Linked DNA regions of Homo sapiens: all the other regions are linked to region 3. Evidence: chromatin contacts called from ENCODE Hi-C or POLR2A ChIA-PET data. All regions are on one chromosome and are shown on one strand. The core of a region is the stretch at or near the end of the contact, and the rest is flanking DNA. Distances in the headings are between cores, read along the strand shown.

What was found. Hi-C counts contacts between places; a loop is a spot of excess contacts on that map. ChIA-PET counts read pairs that join two places held with the same protein, here RNA polymerase II (POLR2A). Pooled maps may share reads with other maps.
Region 1: a map of heart right ventricle shows a loop between it and region 3 (3-fold over the local background). The contact joins the enhancer-like site here to the promoter of TMEM100 in region 3. A Hi-C loop is called at or near these places in 4 of 168 maps with a recorded cell type or tissue (Right ventricle myocardium inferior, ascending aorta, heart right ventricle and 1 more) and 12 of 50 pooled maps.
Region 2: a loop to region 3 is called in a pooled map, with 1.9 times the contacts of the local background. The contact joins the enhancer-like site here to the promoter of TMEM100 in region 3. A Hi-C loop is called at or near these places in 1 of 168 maps with a recorded cell type or tissue (K562) and 10 of 50 pooled maps. POLR2A ChIA-PET finds 5 or more read pairs at or near these places in 3 of 52 experiments (A549, WTC11 and activated T-cell).

The regions. Positions count from the first base shown.
Region 1 is chr17:55,282,992-55,286,945 of GRCh38, forward strand. The region is part of intron 2 of HLF (HLF transcription factor, PAR bZIP family member); the gene reads left to right. Among named protein-coding and RNA genes, the nearest start is that of HLF, 20 kb to the left of the region's middle. RefSeq lists an enhancer at 1,111-3,547. Within about 2 kb of position 2,705, at least 24 of the 41 ENCODE cell types and tissues checked have a DNase peak (open chromatin) inside an H3K27ac peak, as active enhancers do; they include ascending aorta, heart right ventricle and sigmoid colon, where a contact is called at or near this core.
Region 2 is chr17:55,452,877-55,456,803 of GRCh38, forward strand. All of the region lies in intron 4 of SMIM36 (small integral membrane protein 36), which reads right to left. Among named protein-coding and RNA genes, the nearest start is that of MMD, 33 kb to the left of the region's middle. Within about 2 kb of position 2,160, at least 3 of the 41 ENCODE cell types and tissues checked have a DNase peak (open chromatin) inside an H3K27ac peak, as active enhancers do.
Region 3 is chr17:55,720,243-55,724,194 of GRCh38, forward strand. It overlaps TMEM100 (transmembrane protein 100), which reads right to left and starts at 2,622. Exons shown (of 2, transcript NM_018286.3): 1 at 2,377-2,622; 2 at 1-893. The coding sequence starts at 828. The coding sequence ends at 424.

The DNA of each region.
Region 1 (3,954 bases), core at 1,455-3,954, 440 kb before region 3:
CCAGATTCTCTCTGGTGTTCAGCATTCCAGAACAACCCTGAAAATAAATTATCTGGCTGGAATCATTGCTCCAACGGTTGGATTTCTTAGTGGTCGTTTACTAGCCAGACAAAATAATTTTTTTATAAAGAAAAGAAAAAAAAAAGGAAAGCCCACAGAAGGAAACACCCCAGGGCCCACTGCTGGCTCTTTTGATGGCAACTTTTCTAGGAGGACAGTGGCCAGAGGGGGCCTTTGGCTGCTCCTCTAGGTGGCTGGAGTCAGGTTTGTAGGACCTGCCTGTGATAGTAGGTTTCATCTTGCAACTGGCTCTGATGGATTAGTAGGTGCCTGAGAAGTCATTTTGAAAGGGTCTGAGGCTCGGTCTGGGCTCAGTGAAGAGTTCTGTGATTAATTAGTGATGTCTGCCCTTGGCTTGGGTGGGGCAGTACTGGTGCCTGGTGTTTGCTGTCCTGCCAGAGCAGGTTTGGAAGATCCTTTAGTAGTTGTCCTTCTACTGGGCAGCAGATCAAGGACTCAGGCCGGTGTTGCTTCCGATGTCCTGGAAAAGTGTTTTCTGAGCCTCCAGCACATAATGTTTTACTCTCTGAAGGAGGCTTATTCTGATTAGCTTAACAGAGGGTATGGAAGAAAGGAAGTCTATTGATTCAGCTCCTTGGTCACGAGACAGGAATTGCAAGGTGGAGGGAAGCTGTAATTCCAACACGTAAGTCCATGGATACTCCAGTAAAGCACAGGCATAGGTGCCACTGATCCAGCAGAGGCAGCCACAAACCACAGGCCCTGGTAAGCTGCCTGTGGCCAGAGGTCATGGCTGCAGATTCCAGGGAAACTGCGTCCTCGGTAGGCAGTCAGCCGTACACTCCATACTTGCGATTCTTGATATTTGAAATCAAAATCAAAGTGCAGCCACTTTCTTTAAGGAAGCTTTGGAGAACTTGCCAGTCTGTTTAGGATTGAAGGTGATTCTCAGTTATCCATGCTAAAGGAACAGATAATCTGAAGTTTATTTCTCCTCAGCTGTGGAACGTGCTTTGCGTTTTTGTGCTGTTGATCTGCTTTCCTGGTAAGGTTTGAACTCTTCAGATTTTTCTTTCTATAAAGAACGGTTGAGGGGGAGTGTAGTGCTTTTTGCAGCTCCCCCAGTATGTTTCTAACATAGCCAGCCAAATGTCTCTGAGCCCTTCCAGCCTCCTAACTTTAAATCCATGAACTGCACCAGGGAAATAATCAACCAGTTGCAATTTGTTGAGCACTTACTGTGTGCTCCCTGGGATCCAGGTAACTGTGTGACAAGGACTTGATCCAAGAGTGTGTTGGGCAATAGGGTGAAGTGGGCTCCAGGTTAAACATTGGCTATAGGGATTTACAAAAGAGTTCACTGAGAGTGGGCCTGACTTCCTCTGCTACTGCTGTTTCCTGTTGTTTCCAGTAACTGCACTTGAGCTCTGCATACGGTTAACTTTCAATTATCCTGAGGCTGATTAACTGGTTTGCAGATTAACCAAGGTGAAGGCTCACCTGGGCCTGGGAGTCGCTCATCAACTCAGCTGCTCCATAATTAGCTGGTGATGGCTGATTGCCTGCCCCATGGTTGGGAAGCCTGGGCACTGGGCGACTGCAGGGGAGGGGGACCAAGGGATGACTTCTTCCAGGACCTTCTACTCTCTCCAACCAGAGGTGCCCTCTAGCCCTGTAAACTTCTGCATTCTCCAGCACAGTTCCTGAGAGGTTCAGAAGTTACCTGGGTCCTGGTGCTCTGCTCCTGCTACCTTTCAGCTCCTGCCCCCAACACCCTGTTCAAATTGGGAACAAGTTGACCACAGGGCACAGTGAATTTGAAAGTCCGGAGATTAAGTCATATGTTGAAAGAGGGCCCAGTGAGCAGGGGCCACTAATCCCCTTTCTTCCTCAACCTAGGAACCTCCTCCCTTCCCAAGATATAGATATATATAGATTGAGACCCTGAGCAATGGATCTCTTTTGAGGCCAGTGGAGACCAAGACCACTGAAGCAAGGAGTCAGGGACTGCCCACAACAGCAAAGCTCCCCAGAGTCCAGGCCACCCCATGGTGATTGTTTGGGTTCCCTGTGATTGCCTCCCATGGCTGCCCTCGTTCATAGAGAGTTGACTGCATTTGCCTGGGTCCCTGTGGGGTGAGAGTATGGAAGTATGTGTATTAGTCACACCTTACACCAGACCAGAAGATATACAGTTTAACCTAGGAGTCAAGCTCCTGCTATATTTGGAATGGTCTCAGTTTTGAGACGTGGTACCTTGGATCCCAGGTATATCCAAAGTCTTGAGAGTGTCCATTGAGGACTTTGGTCTGTAGCCACCAAGAAAGAGTAAACATTTGTGCAGGATCATGTTTGATGGGATTCCATGGATTGTTTTCATTTCTTAAGCAGCATTCCCCTGAGCCTTTGACATGTCTTTCCATCTCTGGCTGTGTTCTCACTTGCATTTGCCAGGCCTGCAATGCCTCTGCCTTGATACAACACAGTGTGCCAGCAGCTGCAGTCCCTTTTCAGCCAGGGCCATGGGTTTCCTTGGGTCCTTCTCTCTGGCTCACGTTTTCCAGGGCTGTTGGTGTGTACAGTCTAGAGATCACATTTTATTAACACAAAGAAATCTGCTTGGGCTGCCTGGCTCTTGCAGTCACGTGGAGAGAAATGTGTTCCTTTGGTCCTTCAGCCTGCAGCACTCTGTGCAAAATACAGCAGAGAGCTGGGCACTGGGCCAAGCTTACATTTCACTTCGGAACACACTTTCGCATCACTCCTTGGCAGAACATCCACGGTGGTGTCTATTTGGGGAGTAAGTTAGAGAAGTGTTGTTTGCCTCTTATGAGTGTCGAGAGATAGGACCTTTAGAAAATGTTTTACTTTTGCGCCTGTCTTCATCTTCTTCGCGGTGCCCAGGTACTGAGGTGATCCAGCTAAATGTGGCAGTGATGCCTGAGAGAAGCCCCTTCCTTCCTCGGGCCACCCTTTTCTCTTGCAAAATCAGTAAACAGAGCCAGGACTGCCTGGGACAGGGAAACTTAGGCCAAGGTAATAACATCAAAACCAAAGTCCTGGAACTCTTGAGTAAGCTAGTTACCCTCCCAGATAAAACAACTTTGTTGTCCAAATCTTCTTTCCAAAGATCTAAGACCTTTCTAATGTTGGTCCAAGGCCAGCCATGGAAGGAAGGAACTTCAGCAAGCCGCCTGGAATGGCAAACACTGTTAAAATAAACAAATGGACCTTTGCCATTTGGTTTTCCCTGACTTGTCTATTTTTATTTCTTTTCTCCCCCCACCCTTGTACTTTACCTCTCGATAGTACCCCCCTTTCTCCACCCCTACTCCCATTCTCATCTCACTTTTCTCAGGGGCCAAGCTGGCTGTTTTGCCTTCAGTAAAACAAATATCTAATTTCAAAAAGAGGAATTAGGAGAAAGAGGTGGTATAATTCATTTCTTGGGGTAATCTCGCTTCCCTCAGCTCCTCTATTGTCTGTTCTTGTAGGTGGCCACCTGAAGCTTGACTTGCTTTTGAAAATAAAGTTGGTTTTGGAATTTTAAACCTTCCTTAGGAAAGACTTGAATGGTTAGAAAACAAAGATTTATTGGAATAATAATGACGTTTCTTTTCTCAATGAAATAGACCCCTCTCATAACAAACGGTTGAAAATAAACTCTTTTTCCCCATCACACCAAGCCATAAATTCCATAAGGATTTCCCAGCGCCAAGCCTTATTCAGAGTCTTATATTTACTGCTTTGGAATGTTACTTTTGCCATCAGTATCATCCAGCCAAGCAACAACCAATCAAGACTTACAGAAACTTTTCCAGCTAGATGCATGTGCCAGGCTGCTTCTTCCTTCCATGATGGAAGGCCTCCCTTGTCATAGAGGATGCCCAAAATCTCAGGGACTGGGATACAGCCTCCTGCCAGTCTGTGGGT
Region 2 (3,927 bases), core at 910-3,409, 270 kb before region 3:
CAACACTTTGATAGAGAGGGAAGTAAGATGCTCAGTGATCTAAGTCTCCATAGGGAGGGCTAGGAATGGGTGGCTGTGTTTGGACACTCTTACCACATCCTTTTCTCTGAAGTACACCACCTGGGCAGTTCCTTAGAATGTGAGACCACGGGCTGGGTGTGGTTGGCTCATGCCCATAATCCCAGCACTTAGGGAGGCTGAGGCAGAAAGATCACTTGAGCCCAGGAGTTCAAGGCCAGCCTGGACAACATAATGACACTCTATCCCCAACACACAACAAAATTTTTAAATTAGCCAGGCCTGGTGGTAAACACCTGTAGTCCCAAGCCACTTGCAAGACTGAGGCGGGAAGATGGCTTGAGCCCAGGAGTTTGAGGCTGCAGTGAGCTATGATCAAGCCGCTGTACCCCAGCCTGGGTGACATAAATAAGTAAGTAAATAAATAAATAAATAAAAAGTGAACCCATGCAGTTAGGTTTTGAAGCATTTAGGTTACTCCTGTTTTCTACTCTTCTGCCTTCCTTTCACGTTTAAAGGCCTGCAAACCATATAAATCATCCCATAGGTTTCTTGGCAAGTTCAGCACTGATCCAAATAAAATATACCAGGATCTTTGTTCTGGGAATGGCAGTAACGATTTCCAGGTTGTTTTTAAAAATAATAGTGTATTTTTAAACTTTTTATTCAAGTATAACATATATGCCAAAAGTGCACATATCATTGGTGTACATAGAGTGGATTCTTAGAAGTTGAACACACGCTAATAACTAGCACTGAGAACAAGAATCAGAACATTACCAGATCCCCTGGAAGCCCCTACTGTTCCCTCCCACCCCTGCAGGTAGGAATACACCACAATTTATTTATTAGTTCTACTATTAATGGGAGATTCCCAGGTTTTAACAGTAAAATAGATATTTAGAGTAGTTGGGTCAAGACTAAGTAGGGCAGTGGGATAGATCTTCATTGGGTGATGTCTGAAATAACTTAGTGTTTTCCCCTTTTGAGGATTAGTAGCAGAACTCTCTGATTCTCTAGGAAATATCTACCTGCATGGCAGCATGGGAATTTGCAGTCTGGTCTGACTCCATTAGTTCTCTGTGCATAGAAATGTCAGGCTGGAAGGGGATCAGGGCAAGTTAGAGCCAAGCCCACTTCCTCTTCTCTCCAGCGGAAGGGTCATTAGCAGCTGACCACCAGTGTCAGCTGGGCAGCGATGGAACTGTTGACAAAACCAGAAGTAACTTTCCTAGGAAGTTGGTTTTAAGTAGGTGTTTGGTGTGAGTCTTTGGAATATTCATATTTAAAAAGTGGGTTTAGAAAGATGTTTATTAAAAAGGAGGAAATGTTAAGAGATAAATGAAGCCCCCAAATAAATTATCTCAGACAAAACAAGCTTTCAAAATAAGATAGGAAAAACTGAGAAAGGAAAGTGTCCTGTAGCATTTTGATGTGCATTACAAAAGAGAAAGAACCGCTGAGGTCAGCAATCATCCTGGCTGGATTTACCTCCTCACTAAAAAATAAAAAAGCTGCAGGGATTACCGTTAAAAAACTCACAAAACGAATACCTGTATTGTTTTGCTTTTAAAAGGATCACACGTTATTTTTTAAGACCTAGAAAACATAGATCAACAGAAAGTAAAAATTTTTAATGTTAATTTAACAACTGGGGATAACCACTCATTAACATTTTAATGAGTATCCTTTGAGTCTATATACATGTATTTACACGCCTTTTACATTAATGATGATAGTATACGTACTGCTGTGAAACTTGCTTTAAAAAAGTGTGTTATGGGCTTTCTATGCTTACAATACATTTTTAGTGAAATAAAGCAAGATAAACTTGCACAGGCAAGTTTAAAACCTCTGGCTTCTTATTTGAGGAAAACATAATACAGAAGGTAAAATAATCAAAACAAATTTAAAATCTTCACGATGCATCATAAATATTTTCCCATGCCAGTGACTACTGTTCTACAACATGAGATTTAATGACCATATTTTTTTTCATCGTGAAGAGATACCATAATTTAATGTATTCCCTATGTGTGGGCATTAGGCAATTTTGCATTATTCATTACTAGAACAAACACTGCAATGGATAGTCTTAGAGAGAACTATCTGTGCACATTCATTATTGTTTACTTAGAATAAATTCCTGGAAGAGACATTGCTCAGTCAAAAGCTATGCCCTTTTCAAAGCATTTTGATACTGATTTCCAAATTTCCCTCTGGAGAGGTTGTACTGATTTACAGCCCACCAGCAGTGTTTATGAGTGTTTGCCAATGCTGAGTAAGTGCAAGCATTTAAAGAAGGCTTTGGAAATATGATAGGGAATACATGGTAGCTTGTGGATTCTTTAACCCGTGTTGTGTATAGAGTGTAAATCCTCATCTGGTCTCCGATGCCTTTCGCAACAGGATTGCCACCTATCTCTCTGGCCTCATTTCATCTCCTTCTATTCCTCTCCCACCACCCCCACGCTGCCCCCCTCCCCACACTGTTGTTCAAACAGGATTCATACATTCTTAGCTTTGTGCTTTTTCTCCCTAGATGACACTCATATTCCATCCACTGTCACCTTAGCCTTCCGTAATCGCTTAAAATCTATTAATATCATTTGAGACTGGGTGCAGTGGCTCATGCCTATAATCTCAGCAACTTGGGAGGCCAAGGTGGGAGGATCAGTTGAGCCCAGGAGTTTGGGACCTGCTTGGGCAACATAGTGAGACCTCGTCTCTACGAAAAATCAAAAAAATTAGCCAGTCATGGTGGAGCATGCCTGTGGTTTCAGCAACTCCAGGAAGGCTGAAGTGGGAGGATTGCTTGAATTCGGGAGGTTCGGGCTGCAGTGAGCTGTGATCATGCCACTGCACTCCAGCCTGGGTGACAGAAGGAGAGCTGTTTCAAAAACAAAAACAAACAAACAAACAAACAAAAACAAAAAAAACATGCTGGGTGCGGTGGCTCACACCTGTAATCCCAGCACTTTGGGAGGCCGAGGCACATGGATCATTTGAGGTCAAGAGTTTGAGACCAGCCTGGCCAACACGGTGAAACCCTGTTTCTACTAAAAATACAAAAATTAGCTGAGTGTGGTAGGACGCACCTGTAATCCCAGCTACCTGGGAGGCTGAGGTGGGAGAAAAGCTTGACCCCAGGAGGCGGAGGTTGCAGTGAGCCAAGACCGCACCATTGCACTCCAGCCTGGGCAACAAGTGCAAAACTGTCTCAAAAAAAAAAAAAAAAAAAAAAAAAAAAAGGATCATTTGAAACTGTTTCAAAGTCCATATCCCTCATCAGGTCTTTTCTTGTTCCTCCCAAGCAAAGGGACTCTTTTGCTTCTTCTCCTGTAATTGTTTTATGGCAGTTAATTTTCCCTATACAAGTCACATCCATAGTTCCAGAATGAGGGCTACGGCCCATTCTTAATTGTCTCCTGTACTAGGGGCAAGTCACCTTTCCCTGCTGTGCCTCAGTTTTCTCATCTGTAAAGCACAGAAGTCTGATTCAGATTAGATGATTTTTAAGTACCAATTCACCTTTAACAATTTATCATTCCATCTTTTTTCCCACAGTAGACAAACCTATCCATCAATTCTTCCATATGACTTATTGCACAACCAGGACAGTGATCCCTAAATTTCTTAAGGCCACAGATGCCTTTGAGAATCTGAAGAAAGCCCTGAGCCCTAATTTTCCGCAAATTAATTTAGAGATATGGGCATTCAAGGACAATGTGATTGTTAAACAGTCTGTTTAAGGGCCCAAGATTAAGAACTTGGCTGTTTAAGTCTGTGTTTGTTTGTGTTTCTCTTGAATATAGTAGGAAGGTTCAATAAATATTTTTCAATGTGAATCATATTCAAACAGGAAGGTGAATACTAAAAAATAATTATGTGGGTTTTCTCTTGGGACTT
Region 3 (3,952 bases), core at 1,372-3,871:
CAAGGTAATTTAGATCCTTGGCAGAACATTTTTATGATACATCTTAAGACTGTAGGTTATTTCTTTTGGAGGCAAATGTCTAGTGTGCCAGGCCTATCTTGATTTTTCTCATCTTTTCTTGGCTACTTTACAGGGTGAACCAAATACTGTCTAATGCTGTGCACTCCCATGACCCCCAAAGTGTTTCATGTAAATAGAAAGCTGATTTTTCAGTCTCAGAAGTAGCCCTTAGGGTTAAGTTTGTCGTTAAAGAAGACATGAGTCATTCCTCACAAAGGAGAAGCCCCTCCACCCTCCCACCCCCATTCTTCCAGTCTGCTCCAACGCCAAGTCTGTTCTCTCCCACCATGGTTCTGGGTGAATTGGGTGACAAAGTCAGAGCACGTTTTCCAGGCCCAATGGCCCATTTGGTCGTATTCAGTCTCAAGCAAACAAGCTTCTCTGATTTGCCACGAGAGCTGTTTGACTCTCCCGTCTCTTGGCTTTCTTGCTCCTTTGTCTCACTTTCCAGCACAAGGCACTGGAGGCTAGTAAAAAAAGTCCAGATGACAGAACAACCAGGCCAAAGATGGAGATAATAGACCCATGGGAATTGAAGCTGTAAGCCACCGCGGTGACCACGATGCCGGCGATGAAGACAACCACAGCAAAGGGGATGATGCAGCGGTAGCAGGAGAGCTCGGTACCCCCTGTAGCAGCCATCAACTGAATCTCACTGACCAGAGGGACTGTGGTGATCACAACTTCACTCTTGGGGCTCTTCTCCATCGTCGCTGCCATGTGAGCCTTTGGGGCTCCCAGGATCTCCTTGATGGGCTCTTCAGTCATTTTTACAACAGTGCTTCTAAGCTGGGTTTACAGACTAGATCTGGACAGTCTCACCAGGGTGAAAGCTGTGAAGATAACAGGAGATGTCAGCTACATGTATCAGAATGTACACCCTGTAAGCAGAAATGAAAAGCTGGGGAGGCACCTCCTTTCTAGGAGGCACAGATCCATGTGAAAAGCAACTTTACTCTTTTTTTGAATTGGTTGCATTCTCTTTGCATTTAGGCAAAAAATAAGATGAAGCAGATGCATATGAAGGGAAGACAGAAAAAGCAGGAAGCACTTACAGTGTTTAATATACCCTGGCGGTCTACAAAAGTTTTACAAGCTTTTCTGCTTTGTCTATTGCTTCTCCTTCCTCTGAATACACAGAAATGCCTGAATCCTAATCCAAAGATGGTCTCATTCAAGAGGAGAATACATTACAAACAATATTTCGTACCATTAATCCCAGAACTTACAGCAACTCAGACTCCGCCAATCTTGCTGGGCATAACATGCATTCTTTGCAAACTATCACCCATTGGCTGCCCACAAAATCAATGTCAAGGCAAGTGGCCAGCAACAAATGATGTTCTTCTCCATTGAATGACAGCCAACAAATCTTTATTGTGTTACTATTAAACACAGTGCAACCTGCTCCCTGGGATCTTTTTATTACCCACTTTAGGTGGACAGTTCAGCAAAAAATTCATTGAAAATGAGGTGGGGATTTGTGGTCTGAAGTGTAACAATATCTTCCAATCTGCTATAAAAGAGAAAAAATAAGAAAAAAAAATTCAACCCCTTCATAGGATATAATTTTGTGCTTTCTCTTGGCAAAATAAAATCAATTATTTGAGTAATTAGCTGTCAATTCACAAATTTTCTATTAAGCTCAACACAAAATTTCGATATTATGTATACTACAACATGCAGAAACAAATAAGCATGCTAGGTTTTCAGGAAACTTTCACAACCTTCATTTTCCTCCATGCCTTTGTGTATAAAACTTGCTGCAATGACCCTTTCTAAGTATTTCGTACCTGAACATTTCAGGACAAAGCTTGAGACTTTTGATCAAAAGTATCTGGTTGAAATGCTGTCTATGAGAAATCAGTGAAAACTTGTCTGCTGCTCAGACATGGTTGAGTCACTGTCTTCCATTCTCAAAAAGCTGTCTAGCTGCTACACAGTTGAGCAGTTGTAGTTACCGAACAAGTTTAAAGAAAGATACTTGAGACCATTTCAATGAGATTCATACTTTAAATATATTAAGCATCCACTGAAAACAAATTCAACTCCAAATCAAACCTCACTGGTTCTTCCCTGCTCTGGAAAGTCAAAATATCACTCCCTGAGCAATGAAACTAAATCTTAGAGCTGCCTACTCACATGTCATTTTTAATCACCAAACTAATTAATCACTGTTGTCCAATGACACCCTAACTTCTGGTGAGGCCAGTTAAAAGATATTTGAGATTATGTCTGAAAAAAATAACTTCACCCCAAAGCTGAGATTGAGCTAACCTGAAAATCAAGATCTGTCCCCAAATTACTTACACTCACCTCGGAGAGAGGCAATCCATTACCAGAGTAACCACTTGACTTGGAAGACAAGAAACAGCAACGCCTGAGCCTCTTCGTCCAACTTCTGGGAAAGAGCCTCTAACAGCAAGGCTGTCAATAAAACAATAGGTTAGGGATCTCTTCTGGGGAAAGGAAAAGATGTAAAAATACTTTACTATAGGGTCTGCTCTGGTTTGGGATCCTGGAGTTCCTGCTTCTTTCAGGCTACCTCTGTTCCTAAATGACGCTTGTCTTTCCCTCCCTCTCTCTTTTTATTCCCTCCCCCTCGGGTTTGCCCCTCCCTAACATTTTTTTTTTTCCTTCGTTCTTTTCCTTGCCAGCAGATTCTGAGTTTTGGCTTCCCCCAGCTTTGCTCAGTGACATGATGAGTCCGAATCATTTCTACAGATTCCCCAGAGACAGGAGCCAGCTTTTACTTTTTCTCTTGCAGCATTTACTAAGCGGACTGCTTTGTGAATTTGAATGACTCATTTTTTCCCCCGCCGACCTCCAGATCTTCCTCCCGTCCATCAGGCATTTTTATAAGAAAATCCCAGAGTCAGCGTTGCAGACCCGGCTGAGGGGACAGAGCCGAGGGGACAGATACTCTAGGGTGGCAGAAACAGCTGTGAAGTCATCAGGCAGCTGAATTCAGTCTCTAAGCCAGCAAAAATCCATGTTCCTAGGTTTTCCATTATTCTTTATATGTGCGTGATAGTCATCTGAAGCTTAAAACCCCACTTGTTGAGTGTTAATTCATTTAGGAATGAGGGTGGGAGGCACAAATGTTTGTGGTTAAGGGGGAAAGCCAGTTATATTGATTTAAACATGATTGTTTACTGCTTTTGCAAGGAGGTAACTTTAGCAGCACCAAGATTATCATCATCATGATAATTGCTACCATTTATAGAGCACCTACTGTGGACATGGCACAATATTAAGAAATGTCACATATTAATGTTAATTCTCACTAGTTCATAAATGAGGAAACAGGCTCAGAGAGGTTAAGTAATTTAACAAAGATCACCCAGTAACAGAGACACCCTTGGTTTGAACCCTAATCTTTAATGGATATATATATCATTTGGGGAGATTGTTAAATTTAGATTCTGATTCAGTAAGTCTGTAACAAGCTCCCTACCTATGTTGAGACCTCTGTTCCTTGGCCCACTTTAAGGATCAAGGTATTTTAAACATTCAAACATATACAACTTGACACATCATACTTAAACAATAAAGTTAAACATCTATTTCCCACCCCATAAACCTGTAAGTGACTTTATAGGTTTATGCTTTCTTACAGACAAACTGTGAAATTTTTAAAACCTTGAAACATATAAAGCCCAAGATTGTCTTTTTGAGGAGAAAAGATAATACTGGGAGCTCATCCTACACTCTGTAGTTAAAAGTTTACATCCTCCATTTTTTCATCTGCACAAGTGTTAATAACCTCTTCTAATTAATACTGTGAACCACAAATCCAAATTAACTCTTGGAAGAGATTTGTTTTCCATCTTTCTCTCAAATTGTTAGATTTCTCTAATAGCTGGCAAAGGGCTTGGATGTTCTCAAACAT